2 separate regions of the Homo sapiens genome follow, and region 2 is linked to region 1. A link is a loop called in an ENCODE intact Hi-C map of the cell type or tissue named here. Cell type or tissue: ascending aorta. All regions are shown on one strand. Each heading gives the region's core, and the rest is flanking DNA. Links, peaks and the distances in the headings are about the cores only. Region 1 holds the start of LOC105373335 (a long non-coding RNA gene). Region 2 holds the start of RAB33A (RAB33A, member RAS oncogene family).

The links. Peaks named below come from ENCODE experiments on the same cell type or tissue, not always from the same donor. Only the 100,000 strongest peaks of a DNase experiment are listed, where the experiment ranks them.
Region 2: a loop joins it to region 1, with 4 times the contacts of the local background. A loop is called at or near these places in 7 of 110 quality-filtered maps.

What each region holds. Positions count from the first base shown.
Region 1 is chrX:129,927,236-129,942,475 of GRCh38, forward strand. It overlaps UTP14A (UTP14A small subunit processome component), which reads left to right. Exons shown (of 15, transcript NM_006649.4): 15 at 2,101-2,517. The coding sequence ends at 2,373. It overlaps LOC105373335 (a long non-coding RNA gene), which reads right to left and starts at 6,538. Exons shown (of 3, transcript NR_188631.1): 1 at 6,459-6,538; 2 at 2,523-2,660. RefSeq lists an enhancer at 4,008-4,127 and silencers at 4,368-4,607, 4,678-4,767, 4,848-4,927, 4,938-5,097, 5,128-5,597. In ascending aorta, for the core only: no CTCF peak of the experiment used is centred there; DNase peaks (open chromatin) are centred at 4,406, 5,056 and 5,851; H3K4me3 peaks cover 2,558 bases; H3K27ac peaks cover 2,288 bases.
Region 2 is chrX:130,168,235-130,183,474 of GRCh38, forward strand. It overlaps RAB33A (RAB33A, member RAS oncogene family), which reads left to right and starts at 3,728. Exons shown (of 2, transcript NM_004794.3): 1 at 3,728-4,086. The coding sequence starts at 3,829. RefSeq lists enhancers at 2,452-2,501, 3,311-4,265, 8,348-8,417 and silencers at 2,882-2,941, 3,112-3,191. In ascending aorta, for the core only: no CTCF peak of the experiment used is centred there; DNase peaks (open chromatin) are centred at 3,865, 5,207, 5,957, 6,257 and 1 weaker place; H3K4me3 peaks cover 1,928 bases; H3K27ac peaks cover 2,245 bases.

The DNA.
Region 1 (15,240 bases), core at 1,522-6,521:
CATCTTTTTAATAAGTTACTGCAGGTTCCAACATGCAGTAGAATAAAGTGCTTCAAGGTGCCTAGGGGGGACTTCTGAGACTGAATACTTTGTCCAGGTGTTCTCTTTTTCTGTTGCCCTGGTTGACAAGCACAGATGTAGCCGTCAACCCAAATAAGACATTCCCTTAACTTAAAGAGAATCTGTTTCCTTTGCTACTACCAGGACCACCTGATAGTACTTAGCTTCTCTTGAGTATTCCACTGAATGTTTCCAGAGACTACTGATTTTTGTTTGTTTGTTTTGTTTTCAGATGGAGTCTCACTCTGTCACCCAGGCTGGAATGCAGTGGCACGATCCCAGCTCACTGCAACCTCCACCTCCCAAGTTCAAGCTATTCTCGTGTCTCAGCCTCCTGAGTAGCTGGGATTACAGGCATGCGCCACCACACCCAGCTTATTTTTGTATTATTAGCAGAGACAGGGTTTCACCATGTTGGCCAGGCTGGTCTTGAACTCCTGACCTCAAGTGATCTGCCTGCCTCGGTCTCCCAAAGTGCTGGGATTACAGGTGTGAGCCACCGTACCCTGCCAAAGACTACTGATTTTTACATCCCCATTTTCTGCTTACGTGTTTTCCTCCTTTGGCCACTGGGGAAGTGTTGAAAGATTATTTAATGTCTGAAGGTAGCAATGTGGTGGAGGAGTACCAGGCAAGGAAACAGGAGCTTTGGGTTCTGTTCTCCAATGCTGCTCCTCATTTACTTAGGTCCATCACTTCCCCCCTCTAAGCCAAATCTTCAGGCCAAGGGAGATGACCATTGTCAATATCTAGGGCCTTCCAGCTCTACATTCTGTGGTGCCAAAAGAAGATGAAGCTAAGTGGGCCGGGCATGGTGGTTCACACCTGTAATCCCAGCACTTTGGGAGGCCAAGGCGGGTGGATCACAAGGTCAGGAGATCGAGACCATCCTAACACAGTGAAACCCCATCTCTACTAAAAAAAAAAATACAAAAAAAAATTAGCCAGGCATGGTGGCAGGCCCCTGTAGTCCCAGCTACTAGGGAGGCTGAGGCAGGAGAATGGTGTGAACCTGGGAGGCGGAGCTTGCAGTGAGCCGAGATCACGCCACTGCACTCCAGCCTGGGAGACAGAGCGAGACTCCATCTCAAAAAAAAAAAAAAAAAAAAAAAAAAGATGAAACTAAGTGTAACGGCCTGGTAGAGTTCAGGATTCGGGTTCCTTAAAACATCAATCCTGGCCAGGCGCGGTGGCTCACGCCTGTAATCCCAGCACTTTGGGAGGCTGAGGCGGGTGGATCACGAGGTCAGGAGATCAAGACATCCTGGCTAACACGGTGAAACCCCGTCTCTACTAAAAATACAAAAAATTAGCCGGGCGTGGTGGTGGGCACCTGTAGTCCCAGCTACTCGGGAGGCTGAGGCAGGAGAATGGCGTGAACCCAGGAGGCAGAGCTTGCAGTGAGCGGAGATCGTGCCACTGCACTCCAGCCTGGGCGACAGAGCGAGACTCCGTCTCAAAAAACAAAAAAAAAATATCAATCCTAAGAGAGGGAAGGAGGAGACTGAAAGCATAAAGAGGGTAGAAAAGTCATAAAATCCACAGGGATACACAATGGTCTGGATTCTTGCAGTCACAGTGTTACATAGGAAAGCTCACTCTGGGACAACAGCCCTGGAGCTCCTGTAGCTAGATAGGGACAGTGTCACTTGTAATCCCAGCTACTTGGTAGGCAGAGGTTGCAGTGAGCAGAGATCACCCCACTGCACTCCAGCCTGGGCCACAGAGTGAGACTCTGTCTCAAAAAAAAGAAAAACAAAGATGGGCAGTGTCAGGGTGGTTTTTCAGACCCTGAATTGTTGAATAGATGGGGGATCCAGAGCCAACTCAGGCCCCCCTACTCCCAAATGTCATCAAACAGATTGAATTCCTAAGGGCAGATGGGAGCAATGGGACGCCTTGACCTCTCAGTCTCTTCACTTGCAGTCATCATGTGGAACCGTGGCCTGTACCAAAACAGTACCTGATGAAAGCTGCCATTACAGTATACAACTGCACCCCAGGCCTGCCTCATACCAAATCATTCTCCTTCCTTTCCAGGTACGAGTGCTTCCATATCCATTTACCCACCATTGGCAATTTGAAAGGACCATCCAGACCCCCATAGGATCCACATGGAACACCCAGAGGGCTTTCCAAAAGCTGACTACTCCCAAGGTCGTCACCAAGCCAGGCCATATCATTAACCCCATAAAAGCAGAAGACGTGGGCTACCGGTCTTCCTCAAGGTCGGACCTGTCTGTCATACAGAGGAATCCAAAACGAATCACCACACGTCACAAAAAACAGCTGAAGAAATGCTCTGTAGATTGAGTTGCTGGAGGAGTGACAGCCAGGAGCCCTGACTTCACTTCCTTTGGTCCAGTTTTACTCTGATACAGGGTGGATTCCAAAACTGGCTCAGTACATTGCATGTAGTTAAGCCACATTTTAAAAATAAAGGCATTTTTTAATCTATTTACCTGGAGTATATGTTGCATTGTCCCCCAGTGGGATCATTTCGTTCAAGTCAGACACCTTTGGACTCTACAGCATTGCATTTCTCGAGTTGCACTTGTCAGGGCCACCTCCTTTTCTTACCAAGGATTATGTAGTTGGTCCTAAATCGAAATGGAGAAAGTTAACTGTAGTCTGTAACCTTAAATATATCACATCAGATATGATCCACCATTAATAACTGCCAACTTGAAGAGACAGGGTTAATAATGATAAAATATTGTATATTTTAACCTCTGAACCTAGAAAGAGGATGTACAAACTGCAATTGGATTCTGCCCTAGACTGATCCTAAGACCAGGACGGTGCCGAAGCTGGGTTCTGTCCCCACAAGTCTAGCCACAGCCATTTTTTTCACATGTGTGAGCTTCCCAGCTTGTACAGGCTGCTGTCTACAATATCTCATATATAACCTTCTACTTATTTTCTCATAAGAAGACCAGGAGGTTTGACCCTTATTTTGTAGATAAAGGTAGATGTGATTTCAGAAGTAAACCTCTATTGCCTTTCCTTCCTAACTCAGGGCCCACTCCTCACCATTGATTGAAAGTGTAGTTTATTCAAGCATTGCTTTGCTATATGACAGTTCACATGGGCTTCTCAGCTCTGAGGAACTTGGCCTGGCTTTGGATGGCAAGAAATATACGGAAAGAGCCCCTGCAGCTGAGTTTCCTAACAAGGAATTTGGGAAACCCCTCTGATTCCAAAATGACACCACTACTGCACCTTGCCTCCTACCTTGGAGATTCAGTCCTATCCCCAGTATTCTTAGACCACAGTGGGTTCATTTTTGTGTCACAGGCCCCTCTAAAAATATGTTGAACGTTATGAACCGTCTCCAGAAAAATGTGCACACACACACATTTGTATGGCATTTTACATACAGTTTCAGGGGTTTTCAAGACATTTGGAATCCCTGGGCCAAAAGCTGTACCACTCCAAGTTTTCTTTTGCAATCCCCCCAACAGATACGGCCTTCTGAGCACACCACTCTCCAAATCAGTTCCAAAACGTTTAGACCTCAATGGTAGCTAGTCCCAGTTATCTTTATAAGAGAAAATTTTCAGAATAGAGCGTGCATCTAGTGTTACACATTAAACTGAAGTGAAAAGCCAAAGGATAAATTTATATGAATTCCCCAGTGGGGTCCCCTGTGGCCCCCTACTATTGCTCATCCTCTTAAGAAACAACCTGGGACTGGGAAGGTAAGGGAAATGAGTATGTTGAGCAGTGTTCAGTGCCCAAAAGGCATGCTTAAGTATCCATTGGCTTGAGATTATCCACGATCCACTCGCTGGTTGACACTTAAGTCAGTAGCCAGTGGTAGGGGATGCGGGAGCCCTGCCCACTCCTGCCTCCGTTTAAGAGACCACAACATTCTCTTGCACTCTTTTGAGCACAAAGCTGCTACCTCCGTCCCACCCACCCCCCAAATTGAGGCGCCCAATCAAGTGTCCCCGGTAAATGGCCAATCCCCGTCTACTTTCCCCGGACCCTCTTCAGCTCCGTTTGCTCCCCACTACCCAGGAGTGATGCAAGCCACCCCATCCTTCAAAGGAGAAGGCAGGTGCCAGAGCGTGCTATAAACGACGCCCATTCCCAGCCTTCCAAGCCCCCAAACAGATTCGATTGTTGTTTCGTGGGGCTTTTTTTTCTTTTCTTCCTCCGAACCTCCGAAGTGTTCTCCCTTCCCATTGGCCGAAGCTGCCCCTTGACGCCACCCTGGCCTTGCTCGCTGATTGGTCCACTCTGGATGTGCCCAAGCCTTTTTCCCAGGGTGTGGCGCCCCCCCGCCCCCAACAGGGTTCTGACCCCTGGCTCCTCCCTTCCCCCCAAGCCCCCCTCTCTGTTCCGAATGGTTCCGCCCTGGCTCGGCTCCCCCACGGCCCAGGCCGCTGCCCTTAGGGCCCCCGGACGGGGCGGGGCACGCTGGGGACGGGCAGAGGGCGGTGGTGGCGCCTTCCTGCCGAGTCCGAGGCCGCCCCCGCCACCCTTCTCTAATCCTTGTAGGTCCCACTTTCCCCTGGGCAGTTCTCCTCCTGCATCGGTAGCCCCGTCCCGTCTGTGCAGCCCCCACCGTGGTCTTTGGGTCATCTCGAAGAGCTGCGTTAAATCCCTGCCCTCAGCGCTGCACACACGCCCATCCGCCTCCACCCTCGGGTCCCCGCACCACCCCCTTTTCCCGTGTCGGCTCCCCCTTCCCCTCCCGAGACCGCGGAAGCTCCGACCCCCTTCCCTCGCTGACTGTCCATCCCCAGGACCCCCGTCCCTGTGTGTGGCCAGTCCCAGCGGCCTCTCCTTCGCGGCCTCCCTTCGCCTTCGTGGCCAGCGTGGTGGAGCACTCCCGCCCCCCTTTTCTCCGTACCCCCGCGCTCCCTTATGTTGTCCCTTCTTGTCCCTCTCTAAGTCCCTCCCACACTATGCCCCCCCGCGGTACACACACACCCCTCCCCGCGAGGCGTCCCCCGGCGCCCCTCCCCTACCCCCGCTCGTCTATGCCCCTCCCACCCACCCCGTCCTTTTGTCTCCTCTTTGGTCTCTAAGTCCCCCGCCCCTCCCTCGCTCCCGCCCTCACTCCCCCGAGCACGCTCTTATCTTCCCCAGGTCCCAGCGCCCCGCCCCGCGGCCGCGCCCCGCGGCCCCCTCCCTTCCGCGGCCCCGTCTCCGCCCTCCGCGCTCCGCCCTCCCCCCCGCGGCTCCTGCCCGCCAGCCCGGCCGGCCTCCGGTTCCCGGGTCGCTCCTCCTGCGGCAGCCGCCGCTCCCCGACCCACCCTTCCCGGGCCGGCGGCTCGCGTTCCCGCGCGGTCTCCCCACACACGCACTCCCGCCGCCCCGCTCCGCTCGCTCGCTCGCCGAGGCCCTGCAGCGGCCCGGCCCAGCGCAGCGCGCAGCCCGCAGCCCGTCCTCGGGGAGCCTCGGCGCCCCGTGGCCGCAGGCACCTCGCGGACAGGCGGGCTGGCGGCCCGGGAGCGCGAACCCGAGCCGGGCTGGGTGTCCCTCGCCCAGCCTGGCCCTCGGAAGCCTCGCGGGGCGCAGGGGCCCGTCGGAAATGTTTGGGGGACGGGCCGGCCGCGGTTCCTCCCGCAGCCCAGGCCGGGCCGGCGCGTCCCGGGGAGTCGCCGCGACCTTATCTCCGAGGATGACTTGATCCGGAGCCTCCTCCCGGCTCCCGCCCCAAACCTGTGCCACCAACGCGCGAAGCGCAGCTGAGACTCGCGGCTGGCGGGAGGAGGGCGGGGGACTGTCCTGAAAATGCCCAAGCCGTGAGGGATCCTAAGCCGACCGTCAGACCCGGAGAGGCGAGGTCTAGTGACACGTCCCTGCCACCCAGGGAAAGAGGGCGAGCCCACGCCAAGCGCCACGGATCCCTGCCTCTCCGCCCAGGGTTCTCCCCACTACGCATTGCAGAGCCCTTGGATAGACCTCGCCGGACCCAGAGTGAGGGACGTGGCTCAAGTCGACAGAACACCCAGCCACCCACCCACATGCCAATAGACACTTTTAAAAAGTCTGATCGGGTCGGGCTCGGTGGCTCACGCCTGTACTCCCAACACTTTGGGAGGTCGAGGTGGGCGGGTCACGGGAGGTCAGGAGTTCGAGACCACCCTGACCAACATGGCGAAACCCCATCTCTACTAAAAATACAAAAATTAGCCGGGCGTGGTGGTGGGCGCCTGTAGTCCCAGCTACTCGGGAGGCTGAGGCATGAGAATCGCTTGAACCCAGGAGGTGTAGGTTCCAGTGAGCCAAAATCGCGCCACTGCACTCCAGCCTGGGCAACAGAGTGAGACTCTGTCTCAAAAAAAAAAAAAAAAAAAAAGAATAAAAAGTCTTCGATGATGCCCAAGTTGACCGTGTTTCCTCGCCCGAACCTCTTCTCCCAAGCCCTCACTCAGTCTTACCTACTTACCCACCAGACTGGAAGCTCTTTGAAGGGGTTCCTGTTTGTTGCAGTGGCTCACTCAATGGATCCCTTGTGATTGGTGGACAAGTGGATGTATTTGTTAACTGCTCGCCTTTGGGATCTGTGTCATTGTGTGACTTAAGGTTGTAAACTCGGGAGGGCCAGGACCGGGTGGGGATTACTAGCTCGTGCCAGGCACAGCATGATACCCAAAGGGATGGGCCATCAATGCTTTTTGAGACTGATGTAACTAATTATGCAGGAGGCAGATGCCTACCTCTTGGTCCCCAGAACTGCCAGTTCCAGGGCTAAGTCTGAGTGAGGAAGAAACGAAGGAGCTGTCTTAGCTCATCCCTAATGGGAGGCCGACTCGCTGGGACTAGATATGGCTGCAGTCACCACACGAACACACCGGGTGACGTGACTTTCTAGTACTAGGAATACTTTGCAGGGAGCCAGAAACTCGACTTTAACTCCAGTTTGCAACTGGAGCTGGGAGGCAGAAAGTAGCCAGGTTTTTCTCAGTGTGAAGCAAACTGTCCCGTGTAAGGATCAAACCTGTAGTTCTTCATCCATTACCCCAAGGTCGACCTGAAGCCCGATCTGTCAGAAGAGGGAGGCTGCAAACAAACTGGACCTGAGGTCAACAGCACTTACCCCAGGGGCCGGGGGGTGGGGGGTGGACAGTGGAAGCACTCCTTCCTCCCATTTACGGATGCAAGATTCACCCTGTACTTTGCAGCTCATTTGTAACCTGGTCGCTTTAGAGTTGGTCCAGCTCCCTGCCCACCTCACACCTCCACCCCCAGCCAGACGGGTCCTCTCTGTCCTTCCTCAGCCCTACACTGTCTTCGCCCAAGTCAGCCTGCTCTAAATGGACAAGGTCAGTGATCCAAGCAGAAACTGAAATAGTAACAATCGGACAGTGTCAAGAGACTCCGGCAGAGATGCCTCGGAGCGCCCGGCCTCCTCCTCTGCCTTGGCACAGATGTTCTTATTGTCCTGGAAAGAAATACCAAATTCCCTCCCCAAGCGTGAAGCGAGGATACTCTGGGACTTAGCCTCCAAGGACAGAGTCGCCTTCCCAGCCCAGTTCCCCTGCCCCCTAATCAGACTGAGATAGTCACCATCCCTCTTCCCCATCCTAGCCAAGACTTCTCCCCCTCACCAAGGAGATTATGGGGAGTGGGGCTGGAGCTGCATGAGAAGATTGCTAAACTGTTCTACAGTCCTCTTTAGGGACTGTTAGCACATCAAAATACATATTTGGAAAATGCTCACAATTAACACTGGGAGAAAAACAGTAAACACAGTGTCACTTTGCCAGGCTCAACAGTTTTGTTTTGTTTTGTTTAAATGCTAATGGCCTCAAATGGGGAGCAGCATCCATCAGTTAAATAAACAAGCCATTAGACTGAGACTAGAAGTGTCAACACATGACTAATCTACTAATTGGGAGAAGGCATGGTGTAGTGAGGAGCAAGGCAGCAAAGCATGCTGGAGGCTGTGGAGTGGACTTGCTTACACGCAGAAGCACGTGGGGTTGGAGCCAACGAGACCTGAGTTTGAGTCCTGCCTCGATCAGTTGTCAGCTGTGTGGCCTTCAGTGAGTTATTTCATTTTCCTGAGCCGCTGTTTCACATTCTGTGAAATAGGGACATTAATAGTACCTACACCACAGGGTTGTTATAGGAATGAACTGAGATAATACAAGTTCTTGGTGCGATGTAGGAGCCTGCCACATCGTAAGTGTTTGATGTCTGTTGGCTGTTATTGATCATAATAAAATACCTTGTGTACAGTAGACTCAAAAAATAGATAAAAAAATGACTTGTGGTCGCTAGATATTAGCAATAAAATGGTGAACATGGTCTCTAGACCCCCTACCAAAAACAACTGGCAAAGGGGATGCTTTTGGTGGGTTAATTCCAACTTCTTCAGGCCATCCCTTTAACCTGGAATTCACTCCAGCTCTTAAGGATGGACTGTCCTGCCTGAGGGTTGCTGGGCTCTGGGGTCTGCTCTCCTGGCACCTGCCTAAGAGGCCTGGGTTAAGCTAGCCCTCCCAGGTGGGGACCAGCCAGGTACAATGCTGAGCATCCTTCCACAGCCAGCCAGGCCCATTCTGGCAGAGTACTGCAGGCTGTTCTTGGTTGCCCTCCTTCCTGTTGTGGTGATCACAATATTGAGAGGGGCCAGACTGTGGAAGAAGGGAAGCAGGGAGAGGCACACAGGACTCCCAGGAGAAATAACTGTGACCTAGACGAAGTCCTTGGTCTTTGCTGCCTTGCCCCACCTTCTTTGAAGCCCCATGTCCTCCCAGTCACCTGCTAAGAAGGCCTGTTTTCAACCAAATGGAGTCTTCCTCTTCACTTGCCAGCCCTACACTCCTTCATGGACAGTCTCCTAGCCCTCTCCTTTCCTCCCTTCCTGTTCCAGGAGAGTGGTTCTCTCTCTCTGAAAGGTTGGTAAGTTTAGAGAATTCCTTCTGTGCAAGTAAGGAGTTGAGCTGACAGTGGCTTAACATGCCACCCCTTCCCAGGTCTTGTAATTGCATATGAGCCTCCTCAACTTGAAAAAAATCCTTAAGGTGCCTGGAAAGGAATGAAAACAGGTATCAGGGCCAGGCGCAGTGGCTCACACCTGTAATCCCAGCACTGTGGGAGGCCGAGGCGGGTGATCACCTGAGGTCAGGAGTTCGAGACCAGCCTGGCCAACATGGTGAAACCCCGTCTCTACTAAAAATACAAAAATTAGCCGGGTGTGGTGGTGCACACCTGTAATCCCAGCTACTCGGGAGGCTGAGGCAGGAGACTCTCTTGAACCTAGGAGGCAGAGGTTGCAGTGAGTCGAGATTATTCCACTGCACTCCAGCCTGGGCAAAAGAGCAAGACTCCATCACAAAAAAAAAAAAAAAAAAAAAAAAAAAAAAAAAGAAAAGAAAGAAAGAAAAAAGAAAAACAAGAAAAGAAAACAGGTATCAGGGGACTTGTGGCCCTTTGACAGGCTGAGGTGGCATGGGGAGGAGAAAAGTTTTACTCTTCAGGGTCCATCATGTCCTGTTTTGTCTCCTTATTCTGCCCTGAACTTGAGGCCCTGAACAGCCCCACACCAACCCCAAGAGGCACCCTCCTGTACAGTTCTACACCTGGAGCAACCCCTCCCCAGCAACCAGATGGGTTCTCAGACTCCATTCTTCACCCTCATCTCCCAGTTGAGCCCTGAAGTAGGCCCCCTCCTGGCTCTGCACTTAACTAGCAAATAGCAGGTTAGCCTGATCAATTAAGCCCTCTCCACAACTGTCTGTGGAGTGCTAAAGGGTTAATGTATTTTCCCTCCTGCCACACCCACCTGAACTGCAGCTCTCAAAGCACACTATCGCAGTTCTGTTCCAGAGTCTGTGCTGTTGGCAATTGCTTTGTTGAGCCTGGACCACTGCAACCAGGACACCCACCCTGTCACCTGCAAATCAAACTCTCTTCCTCAAAGGACCACTTGACCTGTCTCTGCCTCGGAGAAGCTGCCAATAGTGCCCCAGGTGAAGCCATGTTCCCCTTTCCTATGGGTTCACACACTATGTCCCTCTTTGAGGGCCCCCTTGCACATTCCACCTGGCATAAAAATTAGTTGCTGACTTATTTATCTCCCACGGGACAAAAGTAACCTTCTCCAAGCCAAGAAGTGCTTCTTAGAGGCCAAGAGTGCTTCTGTTTCTTTGTAGTTTTTGTTTGTTTCCAATCTGCACAAATAAGTGGATTGTAACAGGAACTCCCATCACCTAGATTCCACAGCTGCTAAGATTTTGCTACATTTGTTTCCACTTCATGTTTGTATTCCACTTCCACCAAAACAGTGCCTAACACTGCCTTGAACAGCACTTTGAATAAAGAAGCCAGGACTCTGGGAAATGGTGGGAATTCAGGTTTGCAGAACAGCCTCCTAGGAGTGGCATGGGATGGGGAAGTGGGTAACGAATATAAAAAGTTGTCCATGCCTGAGTACCTATTATGAGCCAGGTGCTTTACAGGCCATCTCATTTCACCCTCACAACTTTATGGAGTAGGTACTGTTATTATCCCAATTTTATAGAGAAAGAAATGAGGTTCAGAGAAGGAAAGGGACCTCCCTAGGTCACCCAGATAGGCAATGGCACAGCTGGGATTTAAATCCAAGCCCTGCGCCCTTCTCACTGTGCCCTGCAGCTTGCCTCAAAGGGTGCCAAACAGGCTGCCACCTGATCTGCTTCTATTTCACAGTGTACATGACATGCTTTGTGCATGCTTTGAAGAGTACTGTGCACACATACACACACATGCACACCTGTGCAGTGACCTACGTGGTCACACACTGATTTTTGTCCATGGGATGTCTCCTGGGTGGGGGGGTGGGGATGAACCCAGGAGTTGAGGGAAGAGGGCAAACACCTCCCCCACATCTGCGAAGGCCATGCTCTCAAAGGGGAAACAAAGTTTTTCTTCTTGCTCCCACCAGTGCAGTACATTCTCTTCAGATCTCCAGAATGACCTTGCAACCCGGACTCCTCTTCAGCACTCCTCTTCAGCCACTAGTCTGCTCCCTGCCTCCCGCTGTCTGCTTCCTGCCTCCCGCAACAGACATTGCTCTTTGCAGCCTTTGTTCTTTTGCACCACCAGCACCCCCCCACCAACTCCCAACATGAATTCATGATGTTCCTCCAGCCTGGGATGCCCTTCCCACCACTCTCTATACCTACATTCTCCAAGTCAAGGTTCAAATCTCACCCCCTTCCAGAAGCCTTCCCTGATCCTGCCCACCTTCCAACCTTTTGATGTGGTCTGACTTTTTTTTCACCTGAATATTGATGCTCTGCTCTCTCTCTCCTTGTTATCTAGTTGTTTCTTGTAAGCTGTTTCCTTGACCACACTGTAAGCCCCTTGAGCTCACAGTTTCAGCTACAGAAAAATAAAGGAAAGTCTTTCAGGAAAGACATGTGGTCGGCTGCCTTTTTCTTCCCATGGTCCTCTTGTGTCCTCCATGCTACCTCTTGGGTTTCTGTCTTTGCTGCCACTGGCAGCACTGTCTTTTCTACAAAGACCAGGAGGTAAAAAGGAGATTCACATGTTTATCTTGATTGCTCCTTTTTATTTTTCCATTCTTGTCTTTCATTTGCCCAGGTGAGCTGAGGGCTAACTGGGGTCTGAACAGCCTTAAAACACCCTGAAGCTATTCTGTTTTTTCTAGTCTAAGCATTTATGGGAGGGGAAACAAAATCTATTAGGGCTGGGCGAGATGTCTCATGCCGATATTCCCAGCACTTTGGGAGACCGAGGCAGGTGGATCACTTGAGGTCAGGAGTTCGAGACCAGCCTGGCCAACATGGTGAAATCCCGTCTCTACTAAAAATACAATAATGACCCAGGCATGGTGGCGGGTGCCTGTAATCCCAGCTACTTGGGGGGCTGAGGCATGAGAATCTCTTGAATCCAGGAGGCGGAGGTTGCAGTGAACTGAGATGGCGCCACTGCACTCCAGCCTGGGCAAGAATGAGACTCCGTCAGGAATGGAAAAAAAAAAAAAAAAACCCTACCAAAATGGATTTGGCTCGTTAATGCCTGCAGCACCACCTCCTACTTTTCTCCCCTTTATCTACTTCACCTCCTCCTCCTCTTCTCCCCCACCCCACACTCCCCTGCCCAAAAATCCACAAGCACATATGCACTTACAGCTAGAAAGAGACAACCCATCTTCCAGATTTCAGGAACTTCAAACAGAGAAGTGTTGGATAAAGACGCAGAGACAGGGCCACCTCATGCCACCAAAGGAGATATTATTTCCATTTGGCAAAATGCTGGGCATTGAGGAGTTACCCTAATATCTGAACAGAGACAATAGGGATAAGAGTTCCCTACCAGGCCAGGCAGGATTGAGAAAGGCAAGGGTTGAGCCACACACCACCCCCTCCACCCTGCCGCCCCACTGGAAGTTTAAGCTGGAGGTGAGTAGGAGCAGTGTCCCAGCCTGAGGGTAAAGAAGCCAAAATTGAATTATAGCTCTTAGTGGTACCTGTACTCCCCAGCTGGGGCTGAAAGTAGAGAGAATTCAAGCATGTTGTACCTGATTCTATCTTATGCATTCTCACACATTCTCCTCCCACTCCACAGCCCAACATGGCAGGAGCAGGAAGGCTATTGCTGCTCCATTGCACAGATAGGGGAACTGAGGCACTGAGGGATGATATAACTGGTTCTATTTTCTCACAGGAAGGGAAATTCCTTTCCAGTTTTACAGACCTCCTTATCCCTGGGGGAGCCCCATCACCTCAGCTGGAGTTCCCAGCACTGAGGAGTTGTGACAGAGTTTCCAGGAATGGAGGTAAAGATGGAATGGTCTGTTCTTTTCTGTCCCTCCAATTCCTTTAACCAGACATCATGGGTCGCATCTTTTCCCTCCTTTTCCCTCGATCTTTTCTGGCGCTCCTCCAGCAGCTCTCTCAACACTCTCCACCCCTGGGCCCCGCCCCTACTTCCCAAAAGGCTTTCAAGAACTGCCTTTGGCTGGGCTGCTCCTGTCCTTCAGCTAACTCGGGGAACGGGAAAAGTCTTCTGGCCAGGCCTTTCTGATCAGCAGGCTGAGGGCTCTGAATATCCACGCAAACTGGCAAGAGAGGTTTTCTAGACTCTCCGCAACTTCCAATGCTGCCCCTGAGCATCTTCCACTGGAGTTCTGGACCTGCCCTTGCCTTCTGGTTAAAAAGAGCTTGCCTGCCTGCCTATAAGAAAGTGTCATCCTTGACCCTTGAAGGGAGGAGATTGTATTGATTCACCCATATTCCACCCCACATCCCTTTCAACAACATAGATTTGCATGATGGGGGTAAGTGGGTGGAGAAACAGCTGACTGCAACATGGATCGGGATTCAGACCCTGGCCAGGGTTAGGGAGATTGGTCTGTGTATAAAGTTGAGTCCATTGTGACCTGGATTAAGATGAGATTCAGGACTAGGATTAGAAATCGGGGAAATTGGCTAGGGGCAGCAGTTCATACCTGTAATCCCAACACTTTGGGAGCCCAAGGTGGGAGGATCGCTTGAGGCCAAAAGTTCAAGACCAACCTGGACAATATAGTGAAACCCTATCTCTAAGACAAACACACACACACACACACACACAGTCAAGGAATTTATCTCTTCTTGAGGCATCCTATTCAAGAGTATCTAGTAATGGTCTCTGTCAGGAAGTGGGTTTCACTGGGATCCTTTGTTCTATGAAGCAGTGAAAAGGAGTCAGCCCCAGGGGCTTGACTTCTGATTCTGACTCTGACACTAATTTTCTGGCATCAAGCAAGTTACTTCAGCTCTCTGATCCTCGGTTTCCTCATCTAAACAATGGGGGAATCAGTCTTTATCTATAAGGTCCTATCTAGTTCTGAAAATATACTACTTTGGGTCTATGGGAATATAATAAAAGCTATTCTATGGTCTCATAGGGTTAAAAATAAGACAATGTAAAAGAAAAGAATCTGGAAAAATGCAAAGTACCGAAGATAAATTAAAGACTATTCTCCTCTATTAAAAATATTATAGGCTGGGTACCGTGACTCTCACTTGTAATCCCAGCACTTTGGGAGGCCAAGGCAGGAGAATGGCTTGAGCTCAGGAGTTTAAGACCAGCCTAGGTAACATAGTGAGACCTTGTCTCTACTTACTATCTATCTATCTATCTATCTATCTATCTATCTATCTATCTATCTATCATCTATCTGTGTGTGTGTGTGTGTGTGTGTGTGTGTGTGTGTGTGTGTATCACATGCTCATTGTAGAAGTTTTTAAAATACTGGAAACTAGAAAGATAATAGACATCACTTGTAGCCGGGCACAATGGCTTATGCCTGTAATCCTAGCACTTTCGGAGGCCAAGGTGGGCAGATTGCCTGAGCTCAGAAGTTCGAGACCAGCCATGGTGAAACCCATCTTTACTAAAACACAAAAAATTAGCCGGGGCCAGGCCCGGTTGCTCACGCCTGTAATCCCAGTACTTTGGGAGGCGGAGGCAGGCAGAACACTTGAGGCCAGGAGTTCGAGATCAGCCTGGCCAATATGGCGAAACCCCGTCTCTACTAAAAATACAAAAATTAGCCAGGCGTGGTGGCGCACACCTGTAATCCCAGCTACTTGGGAGGCTGAGGCATGAGAATCACTTGAACCCAGGAGGTGGAGGTTGTAGTGAGCTGGAATCATGCCACTGCACTCCAGCCTGAGCGACAGAGCAAGACTCTGTCTCAAAAAAAAAAAAAAAAAAAAAAAAAAAAAGAAGGCCGGGTGCAGTGGCTCATGCCTGTAATCCTAGCACTTTGGGAGGCTGAGGTGGGTGGATCACCTGAGGTCAGGAATTTGAGACCAGCCTGGCCAACATGGTGAAACTCTGTCTCTACTAAAAATAAAAATTAGCTGGGCATGGTGGCATGTGCCTGTAATCCCAGCTACTTGGGAGGCTGAGGCAGGAGAATTGTTTGAACCTGGGAGATGGAGGTTGCAGTGAGCGAAGATTGCGCCATTGCACTCCAGCCCAGGCAACAGTGTAAGACTCGTCTAGAAAATAAAAAAAAAAAAAATTAGCTGGGCGTGGCAGTGCACACCTGTAGTTCCAGCTACTCAGGAGGCTGGGGCACAAGAATTGCTTGAACCAGGGAGGTGGAGGTTGCAGTGAGCCAAGATGGCACCACTGCACTCCAGCCTGGGCGACAGAGCAAGACTCCGTTCCCCCAACCCCCGAAAAATTCACTTGTAATCCTACCACATAGAG
Region 2 (15,240 bases), core at 3,004-8,003, 240 kb after region 1:
GACGGAGTCTCCCTTTGTCACCCAGGCTGGAGTGCAGTGGCAGTATCTCGGCTCACTGCAACTTCTGCCTCCCAGGTTCAAGCAATTCTCCTGCCTCAGCCTCCCGAGTAGCTGGGATTACAGGCAGATGCCACCGCGCCCTGCTAATTTTTCTATTTTTAGTAGAGACGGGGTTCCACAATGTTGTCCAGGCTGGTCTTGAACTCCTGATCTCAGGTGATCGCCCGCCTCGGCCTCCCAAAGTGCTTGGATTACAGGCATGAGCCACCTCGCCCGGCCTACAAAGACACCCTTCTGTGAAGTTTAACCCAGGAAGTAGTTTTGTTTTTTGGTTTTCTTTAAGAGACAGTCTCATTACGTTGCCCAGGCTGGTCTTGAACTCCTGGGCTCAAGCAATCCTGCTGCCTCAGCCTCTCAAAGTGTTGGGATTACACGTGTGAGCCACTGTGCCAGGCCTAGGAAGTAGTCATTATGTGGTGAAGATGATCCAGGGCTCCCTTACCCATTAAGCAGAGTAGATCAGTGTTCAGAAGTGCAGGCAATGGGTGACATTTTATCTAGAGCTCCTTTGGATAAATATTGAAAATATGGTCAGGCTCTGTGGCTCATGCCTGTAATCCCAGCACTTTGGGAGGCCGAGGAGGGTGGATCACTTTAGGCCAGGGGATAAATATTGAAAGTATCAATTCCAGGCCGGGCACGGTGGCTCATGCCTGTAATCTCAGCACTTTGGGAGGCCAAGGCGGGCGGATCACGAGGTCCGGAGATCGAGACCAGCCTGGCTAACACAGTGAAACCCCGTCTCTACTAAAAATACAAAAAAATTAGCCAGGCGTGGTGGCGGGCGCCTGTAGTCCCAGCTACTTGGGAGGCTGAGGCAGGAGAATGGCGTGAACCTGGGAGGCGGAGCTTGCAGTGAGCCGAGATTGTGTCACTGCACTCCAGCCCGGGTGACAGAGCGAGACTCCATCTCAAAAAAAAAAAAAAAAAGTATCAATTCCAAAGTAAGGTAAAAATTATTTATATTTACTTAACATTTTAACAGCCTTGCATTGATTTTTATTGATATTTGTAAAAACCAATAATCATGGATTGATTAAATACAAAGTTAATTATATCTGATGGCAAAAGAGACTGGAAAACACTGTCAAAATCATGATAATCAGGTACCTATGAAAACAACTGCATGTATTTGAAAGTAATTTAATAATGCACAATTAACACAAAGGGCATTGTACAGTACATTTAATTTTTTTACAATAGGTACAATAAGGTAGTTTTCCTGTCCTTTTAATTAAAAATTATATTTTTATCTTTTTTCAAAAGCAATATATACTCATTGAATTAATTCCAAAAAATATAAGTGGAAATCCCCCAAAGTCTCACCCCACAGAAGTAACAGACACCTTTTATTAGGGCAAGAAGCCCATTTTGAGATATCATATTTTCAGAAATCAAAGTTTCTTCCTTACAAAAGTAGACTCAGTGACAAGTTTTTGCTAGAAGCTTACATTGAAATAATCTTATTATGTACATATGTTTTTTTAATATCTCTCAGGAAGTTAGCATTAATTCTAGCTGTGAATTGGCAAAGGGCAAAGCCCCTTTCTACTTTGTGTACAGGATGTACCTAATTAATAGTTACCCCTCTCCACCTTAAAGCTATTCTGTAGATAAAGATCATCAGGGGCATTAACTTCCAATACAGAGGGGAACGATCCAGCAAACTAGGCATCAGACTAATCAAAACCAAAAATACTGTACAATGATGATTGATACATAATACAATGAAAATTGGTATTCATAAGGATGATTTTGGATTAGCCAACTAAGAGGAAATCCTTATCTGGGTAGTTTTAATGCTGAGTAGTATAATGTAGGGTTTTAGAAATGGGCGACCCACATATATGATAAAAGGGTTAGCTGTAAATATATCTGCTAGCTCAGCTAATAAACTTATTAACTGGAAGATGCCATTCTGAGTAACTTGGACGTCCTTGAGTAGTCACATTCCAATTTGCTTTCAGGTATATCACTGATGCACTGAATTGTTTTTCTCTCAGCAGAAATGGATTTGGTCATGTTTGTCTCTTCCTGCAGCTCAACCTCCCAAATAAGATGGCAGCTCAACTGTGCTGTTTGAATCCCTGACCTTGATGGCATTAGCAATAACTCACGAGTCAGTGCTAGTGACATGTGTCAGTGTTACCTTAGCTTATGAAATATGTAGGGGGAGAGGTAAAGTCTTAAAAGAAACAAATGGGTGCACTTTATCGTATGTAAATTGTACCCCCAGTAAAGTCGATTTCAAACAAATTCTGAACCCGCGAATGACTTTAGGGAGAAGGAATACTGGTCTTGACCAAGATGTGTGTGATGATTAGTAAGCTTTGGGCAGCAGCCCCCTAATACTGTAAGGAGGTTGTGTTCATTTATCATCTTCCAAGCATAATCTAGGCTTCTGGCAAATTAGACCCAACCACTTTGTTCTACATTCAGCTGCAGGGGGAGGTGAACCCTCCTAGGGATTCCCAACTCCCTCTGAAACTCCAGCGTTCTGGAGGGACTTATGGTTATATGGAGGGCTTGGGAATGGAAGGCACTGTGGAGCTTATGCCATTGTCCCAAGATCCTCCACCTGGGCCAGTAATGGCTAGCCCCGTAAACAAAGTCCCCTTTTGCTGGAACTGCCACCACTAGCTTCCCCCCCTTCTCCTAGCCTCTGTGTGGCCCTCTCCCGCGGCGGGCCTTCCCCATTGGCCAGCCAAACACAACCGACTGCGGCAGCCAATAGGAGCCGCTCTCCTGAACATTCAGAGGATGGGTGCGCGTGGTGTGATAAGGGGATGTTGGCGCCTGGTACGCGCCCCCCTACATCTGGCAAGTCTGTAACAGAAACAGTTACACCCCCTACACACGCACACGCGTGCCCGCTGGCTCCCTCCTCTCAGCTGTACAGGCCCCGGACAACCCACTGCGTGTCTTGGCAGCGGCCTCCCAGGCTGCCTGGGGCCCGCGAGTGCACCTGCTCACTCATTAAGACAGAGCATCCCTTTATCCCAAGGCGCGGGTCGGGTAGAGGGTGGGGGTAGAGGGGACGGGGTAGCGGGGACCGGGAAGGCGCGGCTCAGCTGCCCGCTGCTCCCGAGGTGAAAGAGGTGCCTCCGCCCCCACCCCATCCCCGCAGAGTTGCGTTGCTCCAGGGAGGCCGAAGTGATCCAGTGATGTCTTAAGGTGCAGCTCTTTGTCCTCCCCAGCTGTGCTCCCTGCCCGCTGACCCCGTGCGCTCGAGCCAGTGGGGGTGGGGAGCCCGAAACCTATAACATAAACGGGGGCAAGGAGAAAGAAGTCTATCCCGGGGTGGCGTGTGCCGCTGTCCCCACCCCGTCTCTTTCCTCCTGAGGCTTCTTCCCTCGGGTCCGTCCCGGGAATGCAGGCAGGGGAGGGTGTGGGCCGAGGCGCGGCGGCGGCTGGAGCAGCGCGGTAGGGTCCTTCGCCAGAGCATCCGGTCCGAGGGCGCACACAGGCAGAAGGCTCGCGGCTCGTCCACTCTCCTCCCTCTCTCCTCCTCTCCCTGGCTTTTGTGTTGGTGCCTCCGAGCTGCAAGGAGGGTGCGCTGGAGGAGGAGGAGGGGGGCCCGGAGTGAGAGGCACCCCCTTCACGCGCGCGCGCGCACACGGTGCCGGCGCACGCACACACGGGCGGACACACACACACGCGCGCACACACACACGCACAGAGCTCGCTCGCCTCGAGCGCACGAACGTGGACGTTCTCTTTGTGTGGAGCCCTCAAGGGGGGTTGGGGCCCCGGTTCGGTCCGGGGGAGATGGCGCAGCCCATCCTGGGCCATGGGAGCCTGCAGCCCGCCTCGGCCGCTGGCCTGGCGTCCCTGGAGCTCGACTCGTCGCTGGACCAGTACGTGCAGATTCGCATCTTCAAAATAATCGTGATTGGGGACTCCAACGTGGGCAAGACCTGCCTGACCTTCCGCTTCTGCGGGGGTACCTTCCCAGACAAGACTGAAGCCACCATCGGCGTGGACTTCAGGGAGAAGACCGTGGAAATCGAGGGCGAGAAGATCAAGGTGATCCAGGGGGTCAGGTCCAGGAAGGGTGGGACCCGGGAGGGGACCTCGCCCGAGGCATAGCTCTAGCGGTTGTCGTCGTCCAGCGTCCAGCGCGTGGCGGTTTCGCCTCTTGCTGAGCCGAGGACCCTCGGCTCCTCCTCACCCCTTTTCACCTCTCTCAGCGGGGCCCCGTCCCCACTTCACTCAGTTTTTTAGGGCGGTTGAGAATGGGGTTGCATTCTTACCCTTAGCCCCTGCCTGACAGGTCCTGCCAGGAAAAGCATGTTGGATTCCCATCCATGACCCCTACCCCGAGCAGCGGCACCTGTGGGCAGAGGGAGGCAGGAGGCATCTGTGGGTCCTAGTCTCTGGGATGGATCCCAAAGCACTTTACACATCCTGATGTCTCTTCTACTGCTTGGGTGCCGATAGGCTGCAAAACCCCACTTTGGCTAAGCCTCAAGGCGTTAGAGGGAAGGAAATGATGGAAATCCATGGAGAATGAAAAAGCTGCTTTATTTTAAATTGCAGTTTATAGTTAAAAAATTAGGGCTGAGTTGAGATGGCGGTGGAGTGGGGTGGTTCTGGCAGAAAGCCATGAGCCCTTTTAAAGAAATTGAGGCAGGGTCCAGCCCTTCGTAATAGACAAAACTTGTTTTTTTGTAACAGCCCCCCTGGAATGATATCTTCTTTACTTGTCTGGGGCATCTAATACATGAACTGCTCCTTATTCATTCTGTTGGTATTGTCTTCAGGTCTTTGTAAAAATGCAGTGACTTAACCGAGGGCCAGGGGAATGTTCAATCCTCCCCCTCCATGAGTTTATGTAATAGGCTAAGTGCAAATATTCTTGTCTGACCATTTGTGCTCACCTTTAATTCAGAAAAGGTAGAAACCTGATATGACAGGAATATGTCAATGTGCAGGGGATGGCGGGAGGGAGGACATAACAAGGGCAACTTCTTGTGTCATGGGGAGCAGAGGGGGGCCTCTATAAAGGCACTGGGATCACTGAAGACAACTCCTCTAGGCTCACAGCTGGCCTTTCCTTGAGCGTATGGTTGGACCTTAGACAGAGTCAGGGGTGACAGTAAGCCTCCTTCTTGCTGGTCAAACTGCCAAAGTGACCACAAGGCCCCTCCTCTGAGTGACGTGGAGAGAAGGGCTGAGTAACTGATGAAACTGATGAAACACTTGAAACTGTGCGAGACTCCTGACTCCTTGATTATTAAAATGAACGTGTTCTAAAAATGGCTTCAGAAACTAGGCCAACTCACTAGATGTCAGGAAGATGGACAGCTCAGTACTGATAAGGGAGAGCCCCAGGGTAGGAAGATAGAACATTATTTTGAAATCGTGATCTTTTTTGCCCCTTGCATTTTGGAAGGGAAGTGCTACATTTCCTTTTAAAGTCAAAGGCGGTATCTGTCTCTGTCCTTTCCTGGGGCTGTTGACATTTGCTTGGTTAAGACTTCCTCTAGTGTGTCTAGCTTCTTTAATGTAAGGCTATAAGATTCTAGAATTTCTAAAACATGACTTTGTAATCCAAAGTAGAAATATCTTTACAGATGGGCTCTTAAACCTCAAAAACCTAATGCTCCCATTTGCTTAAAATCAAGTGCTACAGTGAGCCAAAGAGTTCCCTGGATTTAAAAGGTGGGAAATAAGTCCATCTGAAATTTAGATGGAAAAAATGAAGTGTTTGGGAATCTAAAGAAGGAGGGAGGAAGAAGCTAGAAAGTGAGGGATGACAGATGAACACGAGTGGAAGAGTCACCACCCAGTGGCCTTGAAGGAATTTTTAAACTATTCCTTCTCTTCTAACACCCCAGTACTTAGCCAAACTGGACTTTACAGTCTCTGGCAAAGATTCCAGACTTTTTCCCAGAGGGCAGAGCCTGTGACAGTGTGACTCACTAGAAACAGAGCTCAGCACAACACCACGTGCAGATAAGTGCTTAATACAGGCTTTTTTGGGGAAGATGATATTTTCAAGGGGACAAAGCCTTGTGACACTGCTCATGGAGGAGTCCTCTGAGGGCAGATTCCAAAGGAGCTCAGAGTGGCGTGTGGGAGTGGGGAGATGGTGACCCTGCTTCTTGTAAAGCTGCTGCAATCTCAGGACCATGCTGGCAGGCGAGAGACCAGCATGTCTGTGGGAAGATGGCAGAGCCTGGCGGCTAGCACGTGATCTAGATAAGAGAAGATTTGGCCTCGCACTCTGGCTAGCCTGAAGTTGTTCAAGGAATACATGCCAAAGCCATGCTTGGAGATGACTGCCAAGGGCTTCGTCCTTTGCGAGAGAGAGAAAAGTCCAGTGTGACAGTCCGAGGTCTGGCCTAGACCATGGCCAGCAATAGAAGGCTTTTGGGCTGTAACATACCAGCCCTTGGAGGAGAGTGGTAGAGAGGTCTCAGCCAGCTCTTCTCAGTCTAAGAGCAAGGGTGTGGCCTCTTCTGGGCTGCCTGCCTGTGTCCCGGGGTAGCACATACATGAACCCCTGCTAGGGACAACTGATTTGGTGTAGTTAGAGCCACACTGTAATTAATTATCAAGGCCATCCCTAGGGTATTGAAGCCCCATTTGCTGTCTCCAATCATTATGTTCCCCACCCTCACCCCATCAAAGCATTTACAATTGAGTCCTGATGAACTCAATTGTATGAACATCAAGAAAAGCCTCCAATGAGTAGGCAATAATAATAATAATAATAACAACTATGTATTGAATAAGCAAAGAGCCCAGGCTAGGCACTTTACATGCATTATCTTATTTACTCCTCACAGCAGCTTTATGAAATCAGCAGTATTGTTATCATTCCCATTTTATAGATAAGGAGACTGAGGCTAAGAGAGATGAAATAACCCAGTGGCACATGGATCTGAGCTTCAGCCTTTGACTCTTGAGCCCAAGCACTTCGCCACCTCACTATCCTACCTTTCCTGTTACAGGGCCACGATTTCAACCCAGATTCAGAGACCATGCCCTTTACCACTGCATTTCACTCTACAGGACAATATTCAGTCCCCTAGATTGGGGGAGTTTGACAGGGGGAGATAGAATGCCAGGCAGCCAGTCTTGCTCTTTCTTCTAGGCCAGGGACTTAGGGTTATAGCCCAAGGCCCCCAGGAGCCTTTCAGATGTCTCCTTCAATTTGTATCCAGGACACACAGAACTCAACTGGGTTTACTTTTTTTTTTTTTTTTTTTTTGAGAGGGAGTTTCACTCTTGTTGCCCAAGCTGGAGTGCAATGGCACGATCTCAGCTCACTGCAACCTCGGCCTCCTGGGTTCAAGCAGTTCTCCTGCCTCAGCCTCCTGAGTAGCTGGGATTATAGGCACCTGCCATGATGCCCAGCTAATTTTTATATTTTTAGTAGAGATGGGGTTTCACCATGTTAGCCAGGCTGGTCTCGAACTCCTGACCTCAGGTGATCCACCTGCCTCGACCTCCCAAAGTGCTGGGATTACAGGCGGGAGCCCTGGGTTTACTTTTTGCACCTTGATTATCTCAACTCAGGTGTGAGATGCAGAAAATGTTCAGAGATAAAAGAGATGTTACAGATTCTGTGATCCAGTGTCCTCCTCTTGCAGATAGGAAACTGAGACTCAGAGAGGGAAAGTGACTTGCCCAAGATCACACAGGGCCAGGCCTAGAACTCATGTCTCCTAATTCCCTTTCTGGTGCTCTTTCCACACATCATGCTGCCTGGCACAAAATCCTCTCTCCAGCCTAGCTCCATGGTCCATCCAACCCACAAGGCCACCTATGACAAGAATCCAGAGGGACATCATAAGAGATAGCTGACAGTCTTTCCTGACATCAGCCTAGGAAGGGTGGAGGCATCCCCCAGCCCCCAAAGGAAGAGTGGAGCTTCCCTTAATGACTATGATGTGTCTGTCACCTACAGATGTAGCTAAATTTATTGAGTCTGTCTCCTAAATGCATTGGAAAATGCCGAATAGGGGTGTGTGTGTGTGTGTAGAGAGGGAGGGTATGTAGTAGAGGGGAGGCTAAGAAACTAATTTTTGAATCATTCTTTGTATATTTGCATGGAAGCTTCACTTCTGTCTATAATAGTTTGGTTCCTCCCACAGGCTGGGCACTCCCTGTGCCCCAGCCCTGGGGACAAGACAAACTGCAGGTCAGCTGTGGCTATGGGCAGGTACAGCTCAGGACTGTGAGTTTCTGTTCCTCTACTGATCACTGGGGGAAAAAAAATACCTTCCTGTGTTACATTATCAAGTGGATGGAGGCTGAGCTAAGTGTTCCTTGGAAGCTGCCTGCAGTCAGAATGACATCATTTCTTCCTTAGGGCTTCTGAGCTTCTATCTTCTGCCAGTTAACTTAATGGTTAATTATCCATCAGTGTAAGTTTCTCTGTCTCCCTTGCTGCTTCTTTCTGTGTGTGAGTTTCTCTTTGTCTCTGTCCTCCTTTGCCATTCTCTGTGTCAGCTTTGTGTGTGGATCTTAGATGCAGATGGGACAGTCCAGCTAGTTGAAAACAGGTTTCTTTTAAACTTTTCCCATCATCCACTGGGGCATGCTCCAGAGGTTACAGATGTATTTGTCTCCTTTTTTTGCACTTCTACCCTCCCCCATCGGCCTCCAACAAAAGCACATTCATGCCTCATCTATAGAAAGATGCCAGTTAATGTTTCCTAGGGAAAAGAAATCCCCCTGTCAGCTAAGAGCACATGCAGGGGGTTGGGGGCTTGCTGAAGCTCGCCCAGAAAATAGTTCAAAAGGTTAGATATCTCTTTGGCAGTTCCCCATGCTGTGCCCCTCCATCCTCCTCCAGCACCCCATCAGTTCGGGCCTGCCCCCGGCCACCCATGGCATGTTGCCAGTATTCCTCTCTCCACCCCCTCCCCACTGGATGGCCTTTAGCTCTGTCTCACCTTCGAGAAGCCAAGCTTTCTGTGATTTCCAGGATGAGAGACCAATGGACCCAAGGAACCATACCAACAGGAGAGGGCTTGATGGCCTTTCTGAGACCAGAGCAACAACTAATATTTGCAGAGTGCTTGACATTTTCCAAAAGTCCTTTCTCATGTGTTATTTCACTGGATCATCCCAGCAACCATAGGAGGATCAAGGTCCCATTGCAGAGATGAGAAAAACAAGGCTCAGTTCAGGGAGGTTAAAAGACTTGTCTGGCATTTACTCAGCTTCTGAGCAGAAGAGCTGGGATGCTTGCTGCCTTTCCAACAGTGCTTGCTCAAGTTGTTGCCCATCTAGACTTAATGGTGGAGGTTTCAGGCCATGAAAGAAGGGAGAGTGTATATTAGGCACTGGGTCACATACTTACAAGGACTACTAATCCTCATAGCATCCCTACCTGATTACTATTGTTATCATCACTTTCCAGATGAGGACACTGAAGTCAGAGAAAGTAACTTACCTAAGGACACCTAACTTATCTAAGGACACCTAACAAGTCATGTACTAACATGACTTGGGCCGAGATCTGCACCCAAGTTGATTTGACTCCACTATACCCCATTGGCCATCTGACAGAAACAAGGATCTGGGGTACATGTATGTGGCTGTGGCTAAGAGGCAGTCTTCACCCCCATCCACTGTATGGATATGGTGCCCACAGGAAAGGAGGAAAGGGTGAGAGGAGAGGCAGCTGCGAAAGAGGAAGGAGATGCTTTCACTGCTTGGCAGGGGCCAGGGGTTTATGAAGATGCTGAGAAAGGAACACCTAACTCTCAAACAAAATGAGATCACTGCTAGGTAAGGTGGCTTGCCAGCACTTTGGGAGGCCGAGGCAGGATGATTGCTTGAGCCCAGGAGATCCAGACCAGCCTGGGCAACATAAGGAGGACCCCATCTCTATGAAATAAAAAAAATATGAAAATTAGTTGGGTGTGCTGGTGCGTGCCTGTAGTCCCAGTTACTCCGAAGGCTGAAGAGGGAGGATTGCTTGCGCCTAGGAGGTTGAGGCTGCAGTGAGCCATGATTGCACTGCTGCACTCCAGCCTGGGTGACACAATGAGATCTTGTCTGGAAAAGAGAGAGAGAGAGAGAGAGAAAGAGACCAGGCGTGGTGGCTCACACCTAGAGTCCCAGCACTTTGGGAGGCCCAGGTGGGCAGATCACTTGAGCCTAGGAATTTGAGACCAGCCTGGGCAACATGGGGAAACCCCATCTCTACAAAAAATACAAAAATTAGCCGGGTGTGGTGGTGCATGCCTGTAGTCCCAGCTACTCGGGAGGCCAAGGTGGGAGGATCACCTGAGCCTGGGGAAGTTGAGGCTGCAATGAGCCGAGATCATGCCACTGCACTCCAACCTGGGTGACTGAGCGAGACCATGTCTGATTTTTTAAAATTAATTAATTAATTTATTTATTTATTTTTGAGACAGAGTCTTGCTCTGTCGCCCAGGCTGGAGTGCAGTGGCGCCATCTCGACTCACTGCAAGCTCCGCCTCCCAGGTTCACGCCATTCTCCTGTCTCAGCCTCCCGAGTAGCTGGGACTACAGGCGTCCACCACCACGCCCAGCTAATTTTTTGTATTTTTTAGTAGAGACAGGGTTTCACCGCGTTAGCCAGGATGGTCTCGATCTCCTGACCTTGTGATCCACCTGCCTCGGCCTCCCAAAGTGCTGGGATTACAGGCGTGAGCCACCGCGCCCGGCGATTTTTTTTTTTTTTTTAATGAGATCATTTCATGTGTTTAGGGAGCCTGCCTGCTGTGATCTTCCTTTCTGATGGTTCTGAGGCCACACCACTGGTTCTTCTATTTTCTGCTGCGAGCAGCCTGCTTCCTGGCTCCCCTCTCACGACAGACACGTCTGCAAAGAACTCAGGGTGGGGTTTACAAAGAGCTGGAAGGGAGCAGTGCCTGCAGTTTAAATTCGGAGCCTCCAAATAAAAGCTTCAAGGCTCCCAATAGTGTTGGAAAGACAGAGGAGGTCTCCAGCAGAGAGGGCCCTCCTGGCAGTTCCGGCAATTTGGGCGGCATACGCAATTATGAAGCCAAAGAAAAGCCAAATGGCCAACCTCACTCAGCCTCAAACACCTCACACACTCCCACCCGTGTTCCTGCTAGTGGCAGGTATTTTTAGAGTCCTGAGCTCATGGTGTTAAAGCATCTGCCACATGCCTGAGGGCTGGTAGGGATTCAGACTTCTTCAGAGGCAAAAGGCAAGAGTGAAGACTCCTGGGGGGTGGGGGGAGTGGGGATCAGGAGCCAAGTGGTAATGATATTCCTGGGCTATGCCTGCTGTCTTCCTACTGACCTCCATTCCTCCTGTGGTCTGCTCTCCCTTTCTTCCTGTTCGGAACACCACGGAGAGGTGGAAGAAATGAAAATATTTTCTGTCTCTTGCTTGCAGAAGCAAATCAGTCTTTGAGGACTTATGTTTTTTCTGTGTGATCACAGTCAGACGTTCTCTCTGAAATCCCCTTGGCACATATCTAGGATGCCAGACTGCTTGTAGTTTTAGTGGTTCAGGCCATCACTGCCTTTTGATAATGTGTCTGCTGCTGATAATGATGATGATGACAACCTCAGTGACGAGTGTGGTCTGATGCAGAAAAAGACTGCTTACAGTCTTGCTGGAGAGATGCCAAGAGCACTGACGAGACAATTAGAAAACATAAATCTATTCAAAATGGTATGATGCAGACTCAAAGTGCAACAGAGATTCCTAAGAAAAGAGAATTGAAGGGAAGTTGGCGAAGGTTTGAGGAAGAAGCCTGAGGCGTGAGCTTAACCTTGAAGAATGGGTGAGATTTGGATAGGGCAATGAGGGGGCAGCTGATTCTATAGGGGAGGAGTGGACTAGCATGACCCAAAGTACAGAGGAGGGAATCAACCAGGTGTAGCTGAGTAGTTTGAAACCAGGTTGGGAAGGGTCAAATTATGGCAGACAGAATTCCACATGTGGAATCCATGTGATGCCACATACAGTAGAGGGCTGCAGTCGTTTCCTGAAGAGGTGAATGGCATGCTGATACAAGCAGGGATTGACTAAAGCTAGTCAGAAAGCCAGTATTCAGAGATCGGGCACTGGGGCTCACGCCTGTAATCCCAGCACTTTCAGGGGCTGAGGCAGGTGGATCGGCAGTGATTGGGCCTCCCAACATGCTGGGATTACAGGAGTGAGCCACTATACTCAGACTCCAATTTATTTTTATTTATTTATTTTTTATTTTGAGATGGAGTTTAGCTCTGTTGCCCAGGCTGGAGTGCTGTGGCACCATCTCGGCTCACTGCAAGCTCCGTCTTCCGGGCTCATGCCATTCTCTGGCCTCAGCCTCCCGAGTAGCTGGGACTACAGGCACCTGCCACCACACCCAGCTAATTTTTTTATATTTTTTGGTAGAGACGGGGTTTAACTGTGTTAGCCAGTATGGTCTCGATCTCCTGATCTCGTGATCCGCCCGCCTCAGCCTCCCAAAATGCTGGGATTACAGGCGTGAGCCACTGCGCCCTGGCCTCCAATTTATTTTTAAGTTCACTTTTTTGTTACCTAAGGTCAGGAGTTTGAGACCAGCCTGGCCAACACGGCAAAACCCCATCTCTACTAAAAATACAAAAATTAGCCAGGCGCAGTGGCACACGCCTGTTATCCCAGCTACTTGGGAGGCTGAGGCAGGAGAATCGCTTGAACCTGGGAGGTGGAGGTTGCAGTGAGCTGAGATTGCACCACTGCACTCCAGCCTGGGCAACAGAGCAACAGTCCATCTCAAAAAAAAAAAAAAAAAAAAAAAAAAAGCAAGCAAGCGAGCAGTGTTCAGGAGACCCTGCAATGGAAACATCCACAATCCAAAATACTTTGCTCTAGTCCAGGAGTGAGGAGAGGAGAGGCTGGCCGAGGGCCGAGGGACACAGAAATCAGAATAGAAGAAGGGTTCAATCTGAAGGTCTTGCCAGAGGAACTTGGAAGCTGTGTCAATAGAGGGAGATGACGGGGAGCCTGGACAATGAAAACTGATATTCGGAATGATGACTCTAGGGCCCTGTAAAATCTTCACTCAGCCGACAGATTCAATTATATTTACTAGATTATACTTACTGACTGCTAACTCCAAATAAAGGCTATACTTCGTTTTAAGAGCCATAGCAGTCAATTAGTGGCCATAATCAAATTTTCTTTGATAACTGAGAATTGTATAGGGCCTTGGGACCATCATTCTGAGCATGAATCTCCCTTGTCCAAGACGTTGGATATATAAAGGGAAATAGATTGGGCTGAATGTATATCTCCTGGGAGTTATGTCTTTGCATATGTTACAGATAGCAGCTTTTTCTTCATAATTTGGCCTTTATCCCAAAAGCTGAGATACAGAAGAAAAATCCAGTGAATTAAGTTCCTTTTACATAACCAAAAAGTGAACTTAAAAATAAATTGGAGGCTGGGCATGGTGGCTCACGCCTGTAATCCCAGCACTTTGGGAGGCTCGATCATTTGAGGTCAGGAATTCAAGACTAGCCTGGCCAACATGGTGAAACCCCATCTCTACTAAAAATACAAAAATTAGCTGGGCATGGTGGCGCACGACTGTAATCCCAGCTCCTCAGAAGGCTGAAGTGGTAGAATCTCTTGAACCCAGGATGTGGAGGTTGCAGTGAGCTGAGATCACACCACTGCACTCCAGCCTGGGCGACAGAACAAGACTCTCATCTCAAAATAATAAATAAATAAATAAATAGGGCTTGAAGGTGAGATTTTAATACTAACTTTGTTTTCTTTAAAAAGTTATTCAGGCTAGTGGCTCATGCCTGTAATCCCAGCACATTTTGAGGCCGAGGCAGGAGGATTGCTTGAGGCCAAGAGTTCGAGACTAGCCTAGGCAACATAACAAGATTCTGTCTCTACAAAAAAAAAAAAAAAAAAATATATATATATATATATATATATACACATATATATAACATATATACACACAATATATATAACATATATATGTAATATATATAACATATACACTATATATAACATATATGTAATATATATAACATATATATGCATACTTGTAGAAGAAAATATGGAAAAATATTTAAAAAGAAGAAAATAAATATCACTATAGTCTCATTGCTGATAAATAACCATTAATGTTCTGATGTGTACACTTCCAGTCTGTGCTTTGCATATGTTTATGTTTAACGTTTCTTAAAAAAAACTGGGACCATAGCATATGAAAACTTTTGAGGCTGGGCGTGGTGGCTCATGCCTGTAATCCCAGCTCTTTGGGAAGCCGAGGCAGGCGGATCACCTGAGATCGGGAGTTCAAGACCAGCCTGACCAACATGGAGAAACTCCGTCTCTACTAAAAATATAAAATTAGCCGGGCGTGGTGGCACATGCCTGTAATGCCAGCTACTCAGGAGTCTGAGGTGGGAGAATTGCTTGAACCCAGGTGGCAGAGGTTGCAGTGAGCCGAGATCGTGCCATTTCACTCTAGCCTGGGCAACAGGAACGAAATTCTGTCTCAAAAAAAAAATAAAAGAAAAGAAAAAAGAAAAATTCTGTATTCTGCATTTTCACTTACTTGTATTTTGTGAGCGTTTCTCTTACAATTTAGTCTTTGAAAACATTATTTTTAATGGCTGCATAATATCCCACTGTACGGATATATTTTCATTTTTGTTTATTCTTTTTGAGACGGAGTCTCACTGTGTTGCCCAGGCTGAAGTGCAGTGGCCCGATCTCGGCTTACTGCAACCACCGCCTCCCGGGTTCAAGCAATTCTTGTGTCTCAGCCTCCCGAGTAGCTGGGACTATAGGTACACACCACCAGGCCTGGCTAATTTTTTTTGTATTTCTAGTAGAGATGGGATTTCACCATGTTGGCCAGGCTGGTCTCGAACTCCTGACCTCAGATGATCCACCTGCCTCAGCCTCCCAAAGTGCTGGGATTACAGGCATGAGCCACTGTACCTGACCCCACTGTATAGACATGAACTTTAGCTATTCCTTTTCTGATGAGCATTTAGGTTTTTCCTGTTTTAAAAAAATTCTCAGTGGCTCAAGCCAGTAATCCCAGCACTTTGGGAGGCTGAGGCAGGCGGATCACGAGGTGAGGAGATCGAGACCATCCTGGCTAACACAGTGAAACCCCATCTCTACTAAAAATACAAAAAATTATCCAGGCGTGGTGGCGGGCACCTGTGGTCCCAGCTACTTGGGAGGCTGAGGCAGGAGAATGGCGTG